Regions from separate parts of the Mus musculus genome. Here region 2 is linked to region 1. Evidence: chromatin loops called from intact Hi-C (ENCODE). Cell type or tissue: heart. All regions are shown on one strand. Each heading gives the region's core, and the rest is flanking DNA. Links, peaks and the distances in the headings are about the cores only.

What was found. Hi-C counts contacts between places; a loop is a spot of excess contacts. Peaks named below come from ENCODE experiments on the same cell type or tissue, not always from the same donor. Only the 100,000 strongest peaks of a DNase experiment are listed, where the experiment ranks them.
Region 2: it touches region 1 in a loop (7-fold over the local background); 19 of 42 quality-filtered maps call a loop at or near these places.

Annotation. Positions count from the first base shown.
Region 1 is chr15:83,663,121-83,667,346 of GRCm38, forward strand. All of the region lies in intron 4 of Scube1 (signal peptide, CUB domain, EGF-like 1), which reads right to left. Among named protein-coding and RNA genes, the nearest start is that of Gm52183, 29 kb to the right of the region's middle. In heart, for the core only: a CTCF peak has its summit at 1,748 (motif pointing right); a DNase peak (open chromatin) is centred at 1,811.
Region 2 is chr15:83,756,937-83,761,162 of GRCm38, forward strand. Gm33324 (a long non-coding RNA gene) reads right to left here and starts at 82. Exons shown (of 3, transcript XR_384284.3): 1 at 1-82. In heart, for the core only: a CTCF peak has its summit at 2,212 (motif pointing left); no DNase peak of the experiment used is centred there.

The sequences.
Region 1 (4,226 bases), core at 607-3,106:
CCTGGATCCTTTGAGAGGCCCTATGGTGCTTTCCCACCAGAGACTCTCCCATAGGGCAGCTGTCAGGTTAGGAGATGGTCCCATGTGTGCCTTGCCTGCCGTACCAGTGTGCATGTCACATTCCCCCAACACAGGTCTGGCACCTTTGTCCCAGTTAGAGTTGGAATGTCTGCCTCCCAAGGGTCATTGCTATGGCAACATCATCAATAATATCACTATCTCAGTTCTTGTCCCTCAAACACAGAGGAGGACAATGGCCTTGCCCCACCCCCACCCCCCACCCCGCTCCAATTCGGGAGGAAGGGTTTGCTTTCCCTTTACAGAAAGTAAAAGTGCCAAGAAAGAGCCTGGGACCTTAGGGGACGTCCACAGCCCAGAATTACCCCAGCCTATCAGGGAAAAGGAAACCCAGCTTGTGGTCTCAGAAAGAACCCCAGAGAGGCTAGGTGAATGGCGGGAGCACAGGACTGACCTGGGGAAGAGAGAAGATGAGGAGGACCCCTGGGGTGCCTGCCTGGGGGTCATATTTTGTGCTAACCTACAGATATGTCATCTTGTCAACTTCCAGGCCAGCCTTAGGGGGATGTAAGCTGGGGTACCACATGCCCTTCTGAGACAGGGGCATTCCCTAACAGGTATAACAGCATCTGTCCATGGAGTGTGGGTCAAAAGTCTACTGTCACATGACCATACAACTCAAGCTTTCATAGAAAAAATTGTGTGTGGGGGGGAGCGGGGGGTGGGGTGGGGAGTTGTCCTCACCTGTAGCCCTTCAGCCTGCTTTTGGGCAAATCTTGATTTAGAGGGGCTCTGGCAATTGTTGCCTAGACCCCAGCTTCTCATGAGCCCAGGGAGTCACTGTTGGGTAGAACAGAGACTGTAGCTTCACCCACCCAGACCTCCTCTTGCTGATCTCCTTAACTGGACATCTTGGAGGCTGAGTGCTAGAAATACCACAGCTCCAGCAGTCTCCAGTGGCCACTCTAACACTCGCTCACTTCTCATTTCTGGTCCCCAGTCGGCAGCATCTATGGTCCCTTAAGAGACACCCTATGCTGCCTTCCACATCTTCTCCCCTCTATTTCATCTGGAACATACAGGGAGAAGAGATTTTCCCTCAGGGACTCTCAGGGACTCGGGTCCCGACTGAGTGTGTCACACAGAACAGAGGCTGTCTCATTATCCCTTCTGCCTGTGAAGTACTCTGCTCCCCCTAAAGGACTCAGTGCCTCTCCACCAGAGCCTCAAAAGCACAGCCCCTGGGTCCTTTGGGGGGTGTTGATTGGCCCCCTCAGTGATTACTGCCTGCTGAGACTATGGATGGTTGGCTCCAGCCATGCTGGGTGAGATGGGGGAACAGTTCAGCACCTCAGATGTGCTTTGGCCTGTCTGGTCACCGGGACTCCGAGAAAGCTGCTTCCAGGAAGCAGGGCACTCTTCATATATAGTGGGGAGGACAGATGTTGGCAGACACATGTGGCCAGATGTGCAGTTACCAATGGGGATCTGTGGCAGAGGAGGGTGGTCCGAGTCCATCCCTCACTGAGGTCTTCTGCAGTGTGTTCTTACAACCTGCTCAGCTTCCTACCCGTGAACCGGGAAGTCTTGAAATCCTTTTCCTCTTAGGAGTGATTATGGGCATGAGGAGTGAGCTTGAAGAGCAGCTTTCCTGAGAGTCCCTCTGAGATGCAGGCCTACCTCATCTTCCTCCTCACCTCTTGAAGTTTCTCGAGCTGGTCACTAGGTGTCACCACAACCAAGTTGAGGCCTCACCAAGGACCAGGAGGCTGTTTTGGAGAAGGTCTGGCCTAGAGAGCTGGCCTTCAGCCTAGTGGGCCACACTCTCCAGCAAACAGCCACAGGGCACACCCAGTTAGGCTGGATCTCAGATAGTGGTACGGGTCATATTTACACGTAAAATAGCAAGCCTCCCGTGGCAGCTCATTGGCCTTATCCCTTCCTACCGGATCTCTAAAGGAAGTCACATGGGCAGGTTGCCCCATGTCACCCCTCAGTTGGCCCCACACCTGAAGCAGGAGGATCCCAGGTCCCTATCTGTGATCTCCTTTTTTACAGGGCAGCTGTGGTCAACCAAACCCTGAGAGAAAAGCAGGCACTCAAACCACCTGGAGAACCTCTCTGTACCCAAAGTTCCGATCACAGGCTACTCCTACCATTTAATCTAATCTAAAGGCGGTACTTACTAAATACAGGTGTAAATGCAGAGGTGGAGTGGGCTGGGCAGAATGGGATGGGGCAGGGTTACTGGGTGGGCTAAGAGTCAAGGCCTGAGCTGGAGAACGGTGCTATCTCCTGAAGAAGCCAGCTTACGTGATGAAGGTAGACGAGGCTGTTGTACTTCTGACAGATGAAGCAGGGAAGGCCTTGCTGGAGGGATCTGAAGGGGGGGGGGGGCTGGGGGAGATGAGCTGATCTGATGGCCATAGCATAGGTGTAAGTCCTGGCTGAACTGAACCAGAGATCCATGGGAAGTTAATGCTAGGTGTCCCTGAGTGGCCTCTCCAGGCTGTGCTCTGTTCAGCACAAGGAACAGGAAAGCACTTTATAAATCAAAGCCACACACAGCCCAGACATCTGAAAAGGTTCTCAAGGGAGCAATGGTCAGGCCAGACAGGGAGCTCCAGACAGAGGGAGCAGTGTGAGGAGACAGGGACATGGAGAGTGCGGGGGCTGGTCTGTGACAAGGACAGGTTGAGGAGGTCCGAGTTAGGACCCTGTAGGGGGCTGAGAGAGGGTCAAGGGAGACAGATTGGGTGCATGAAGGCTCAGGGAGAGCTGGCAGCCCTGACCCAGGTAGAGGGGAGCACACATGGCAATACCGGGGTTTCTATGTGTCTCAGGGGGCCTAGGCTGCATACCCTTCTGCCCACCTGTTTGTTCAGGCATATATACGGTCAAGCTGTCAGACCCGGGTTGTAGAACCAGCCTCTGCTAGTTTTCTATGGCCAGAACTCTCTGCATAGCACCAGTGGAATAATAGTATCTAACAGTCAGATTATACTCAGGAGCCACCAAAATCCAGGCACGATGCCAGGCCCAGTCATGCTCAGTGGTGATGCTCATGGCTGTATATGATGCTGGCGACACAGTGCAGTGGAGCTCATGGATGGGCATTCCCGAGGGACACAACCTGTGCACACAACCTCATTCTCACAATTCTGTCCCTTGCTTCGCTTTCTCAGCAAGAAACTAAGGCTCAAGGACTTATTGATGAGAAGAGAGCCAAGGCCAGGTGGTCTGTCTCTTGTTTTGGTATCCTCTGAACTGTGGCTCACCTTCCATCCTCCACCATCTGTTCCTAAGGACCCCCAAGGGCCTACAGCCTTTCGGAAAGGTCCCCTGCCGGTGTTGAGAAGTCAGCCCTGTGGTGCCCTTGGCGCCAGCTTGAGGCCAGACCAGGAGAAGTACGTGAAGCTGGCTTACCAGCCAAAGGAGTTGTTTATGGGGTGGGAGGCTCATAAAAAATAATGGGATGGATTTATTGTCTCCGCCTTGAGGGCCATTCCAGACCGCACAGGACCAGGCCAGGCCTCTTCCAGTAGCACCATAAATCTCCACGCTAAGTGGCAGGGATGTCCGTCCTCCCACCCACCTGGTCTGTAGCAGATGAGAATGTTCAAGGCAACGCTACGTGGCCTGTCCCAGCTCCCATAGCCAGTGATAGAAGGCCTTGAAACAGAGCGGGGGATGACCCTGGCCCCGCAGGAGTTACAGTGGGGTCCCTGGAGCACAGGCCTGGCTTGCTTCCCAAGATGTGAAAACCATATCTGGGAAACTAACAAGAGCCTGCTAGCTGTGTAGACTCACAGGATGCTACGCCACGGCTTGGTTGGGAATTCCCATGTGGGACAGACAGGCTCTGTCTGGGGGCTTGCTCATCAGAATCTGGAAGTGAGGAAGAGTTGGCTATGGTACCAGAAATCCAGCCTTCCCCGTCTTTAAATGCCCCCACATATAAGTGGGTTCAGTTCCCAGAAGCAGGCGAGCTTGGCTTTTCCTACATCCCTGACCATGGCCAACTCAGCTAGGTATGCCAGGGAGGGCCTTGCTTCCATGCCTCAGGAGTCTGATTGTTATTGGTTGGAAGGAAATGTTTCATTCCTAATCCTGACATGTAGGAAGCATGCGAGTCCCTTTCAAATTCACACGGAAACAGAACACCTCGTATAGCGGTATAAAAAGTGAGCCCTTCTGAACGACTGGAC
Region 2 (4,226 bases), core at 1,158-3,657, 94 kb after region 1:
CCAGTGGCCGATCGATGGTATTGCACAGTGCACTCCCCGCTGTGCAGAATTGCTGGCCTTCCCCTTAAAATGGATTTTTCTCCTCAGGCAGAAAATTGTCTCTGGACCTTTTCTTCTTCTGCTAGGTGGACAGCTCTGACCAGCTTTCTTCCCTTCGCTCTTGCTGGAGTCGATACATATTTCCTTCCACTGTAGAGGGTGTGTTTGTAGCCTCCAATTGGCCAGTGGCTGGTAGTGGCCCAGGGTCAGGAACACCACCAGGCATGGAAAAGTGTGTTCTAGTCCAGAACTCTTTAGAAGATGGAGAGAAGGACTGTCTCTCCTGCACCAAGCAGGGACAATTCACCCCAGCCCTTGGAGCTTTCTCTCTACCACCAAGGACCTAATGATGGCTTCCTGCTGCCAGAAGAGGGAGTGGTTCAACAGCCCGTTCCATGGGCCTCCCTAACACTGTCCCTATAGACTGTCCATCCAGAACATGGGCTGCCGTAGTGGGGACATGTGTCCCAGGTCTGCAAGACTAATCTACTGAGACCTATCTGAGAACACCTTCACATGACTTCATCTTGGAGTGACCTGAGACCAGGGATTCAGCTAGTCTCTGGTGTCTTCCGGTCCTGTAGCCTTAGAAGGCTGTGTTTATCCAGTTGCCTGGGGTTGGAGTGTAGAACTTCTCAGGCATCAGCCCGTTGGAGTGCAGGAGGGAACTGTGTATGTGTGCTATACTCATGTGCAGGACCTAGGGTAGATTTACACACACAACGAGCCTCCATTCATGAGATGCACTTTGGACCACAGGCCCATCCTGAGGGTGTCCAGCACCCTGCAGCCAGTGGCCCAGATAGATGGAAAAGTTTGCCTCCCTGTCTTACCTCTTACTGGTGAGTGCCTCTACCCTGCTGTTGCTGCTGCTGCCACAGTCAGACGTCTACAGTTCCAGTGCAAACTGAGGACCAGTGTGACTGACTCTCTAGAGATCCTCCAGACTTTTGGGGTAAGACTGGACCTGCTGAGACACATCCATGGGCTGAGCAGCTACCTGGTTCTCTGCCTCTTCAATGTGTGGACAGTCATTGCTGACTTACCCAGTGTGCTTCGGGTAAGCTAATCTAAAGAACCCCCCTTTTGCCCAGCAGTGGTGGCGCACGCCTTTAATCCCAGCACTCGGGAGGCAGAGGCAGGCAGATTTCTGAGTTCGAGGCCAGCCTGGTCTACAAAGTGAGTTCCAGGACAGCCAGGGCTATACAGAGAAACCCTGTCTCGAGGAAAAAAGAAAAAAGAAAAATGTCCATTCATTCTACTGGTTCTGTTCCTCTAGAGAGCCCTCACTAATACGCCCTCCACAACCAAACCTTTGACCATCTCTCCTTCCAAACCTGTAAATCTGCCCTAGGCCCTGCAGCGAGTGCATAAGCATACACACGTGCGCATGCGTGTATGTGCGCTCATGTGCGTGTTTGCCCGCGCGTGCACACACACACATACAGTTGTGTGCACACAAACACACATGCACACACACACTATCTCAAACTTCACTATCCCAGCTACACCTATTTCTACCGAGGAAGAACAACAAAAGCAAAGGAAGAAACAGCCTGCGGTCATGGTGCCCGAGGCTGAGGCTGAGGGATGCCTCTTTGGACCACAGGCTCATCCCGATGGTGGCTAGGCAGGCCAGGCTTTCCAGGTCTGGTTCTCTGGAGCTGACTCCACTTCTGATGGCCCCTGATTCTCTCTCCAGTCCAAGCCCACAGAGCCTGTTTCTGAGTCGGCAGAGGCCAGAGGACTAAAGGGAGGAGACAGCCAAGCAAGGAACAGTTTTAAAAAACCTTGTGTTGGCCAAACAGGCATGAGGTTGTCAGTTTTCAAGCCCCTGCTCAGTGATGTACATTTTTACAAGGAAACCAAGACCCAGAGATGGGCAGGGATTCACTCCCCGCATGCGTCAAGACAGACCCGGCCTCTATTGATCCTTCAAACCACCTCACCCTTCTTTTTTCAGTGTTTGCACCAAGGCAGGCTGCCCCTCTCTGTCTCCATGCTGTGGGATTTCCCCATCTCAGGCTGCACACGGTTTAAAGGGGGGGGGGGGGAGAAAGCGAAAACGGAAAAAACAAAAACAAAAACAAAAAACAAACAGAAAACAAAAAACAAAAAACAAAAAAAAAAACCCTGCCAGACTATAAATGAATGGGGTGCTACTGCCCCCCTATGGCCACACTGAGGAAGTGCTGGCTAAGTTTTTTTGTTTTGTTTCTGTTTTTGTTTTTTAAAAAAGCAATAAATTGTTTAGCAGGCCAGGCTGGACTGTTCTGATGAGCCAAACTGACCTTGTGTGGAGACTCGCACAATGCCCCAGTGATATATGACACTGAGAGTGTCATTTCTTCCCTGAGCCTCAGTTTCTCCAGTCAAAAGCAGTTGTGTGTGTGTGTGTGTGTGTGTGTGTGTGTGTGTGTGTGTGTGAGGGAATAGATTTCAGGGAATAGATTTCAGCAGTTTTGGCAAGGGTAGGACCAGGGCAGAACAAGGAAGCAGAGATGGGTGTGGCTAGGCCACCTCTCTCATTATTTTTTGAAGTTGTGAATTCAGAGCCAGGCTCTGGGATGTCCCAGTGGTTTTAACACTTGGGCCTCAGTTTCCCCATAGGTGAACAGCACATATCATGTGGCTGTGGTTCACATATGAGAAATGATTAGGCCAATCCATGGGAAGCCTGGCACATAGTAAGCATAGTAGTGCTGTGACCATCAAGGTGTGATAGTGTTAGTGTGTCCTGGCCTCACCCTATACCGGGAATCTGGCCCAAGCCATCCTGCCCCATGGCTTCCATTGGAGATGACTGGGTGCTAACAATGTCCTAGGTGCTCTACCCTCTGCTGCACTCTGGTCCCGACACCGTCCTTGACACCTTTTTGTGACAAAGAATTGGGGATGAGCTAAGAACCCTGCCCCCTGCTCTGTGCTAGGTAGGAATCAGGGATGCAGACCATTGAGGGCATGCACTGGGGTCTCTGTGTCTCCACTCTGGTGGAAGGAGGTGGCCGGGAAGGGTTAAATGATACTTCAGATAAGCCTTTCCACTCTCCAGGGTGACCTCTGCAGGAGGGGAAACTGAGGCAGGGAGGAGGTGATTATTCCTAGGTGTCCCCGGAGTGTCATGCTTTCACGATAGGGCTCCTTCCTCATGAAGTCTCTGGGTTTGCTTGTCAGAAAGGGATAAGGAGAGAGATGAGGAATGTGGTCCTGGGGGAAAGTATTTGGAGACCCAATGTTCTCTTCACTGTCCCCTAGTGCATCTCTGGGAGGGAGCTTGGTCCAATCCTGGCACTAGTTATGACTGGCTGAAACCGAAAAAAGTTGTTCCCTGGGGTCTTGTTAAACTCACTTTTTCCCCCTCCCTGAGGCAGCGGTGGTAGGGGGTTGCTATACCCTGGTAGTAAGTGAGTCCTCCTAGACTCATGGGGTTTGGTAGTCGAGTCCTTATTTGAGCCCACACACCTTATATGCTGTGTGGTAGTAGCAATCAAGTCTACTTGTAGAGCAGATGGAATGTCAAACAGCGTTACCCGCTCCTCATTAAGCATGGCTACATCGTAATTAAATGTTGTCTTGTGTAAGGACTTGCTGAATCCATTCCTCAGAATGGCTGGCTGGCCTCTGCACCCCTGATTGCTACCTAGCACAGAGCAGGCAGGTCCCTCCCCTCCCACTGCGGGGAGTAAAGGAACCATAAAGTAGAAATACTCAGAACCTGTGAAAATATCACGTTTTAAAAAACACCCTAAGCAGCTGCTGGGAGACGCTCATTGGGAGGATGGCGCTGTATCACCTGAAGGGGCTCAGGATATAAGCCCAGGGGTAGGGACCTGGCGAGAAGGCACCAGCACGCAATTCTCACCTGTGCCAGCAGGTGGCGTCAGTTCCCACACTCAGCCGATATGAATGTCAGGGGCGTCCCATTCCAAGGCAGGCTTTCTAGGGTAGGTGTCTGCTCTTAGCTTTCCCCGTCAGGGATCATCTGTGGGCAGCTCCAGGTGGGGCGATGAGCACTCAAGGGAGAGCCTGGGGTTGACAAGGCAGGGGTGCAGGGGCCAGATGGAAGGGATCTGAAGAAAGAGGAGGAGCCTGAGAAACACTTCATTTGTTTAAAATGGACACATAAGGAGCAGGGACAGGGTGGAGTCAGTTAAGTGCTCACCATCTGTGATGGTACACACTTAACA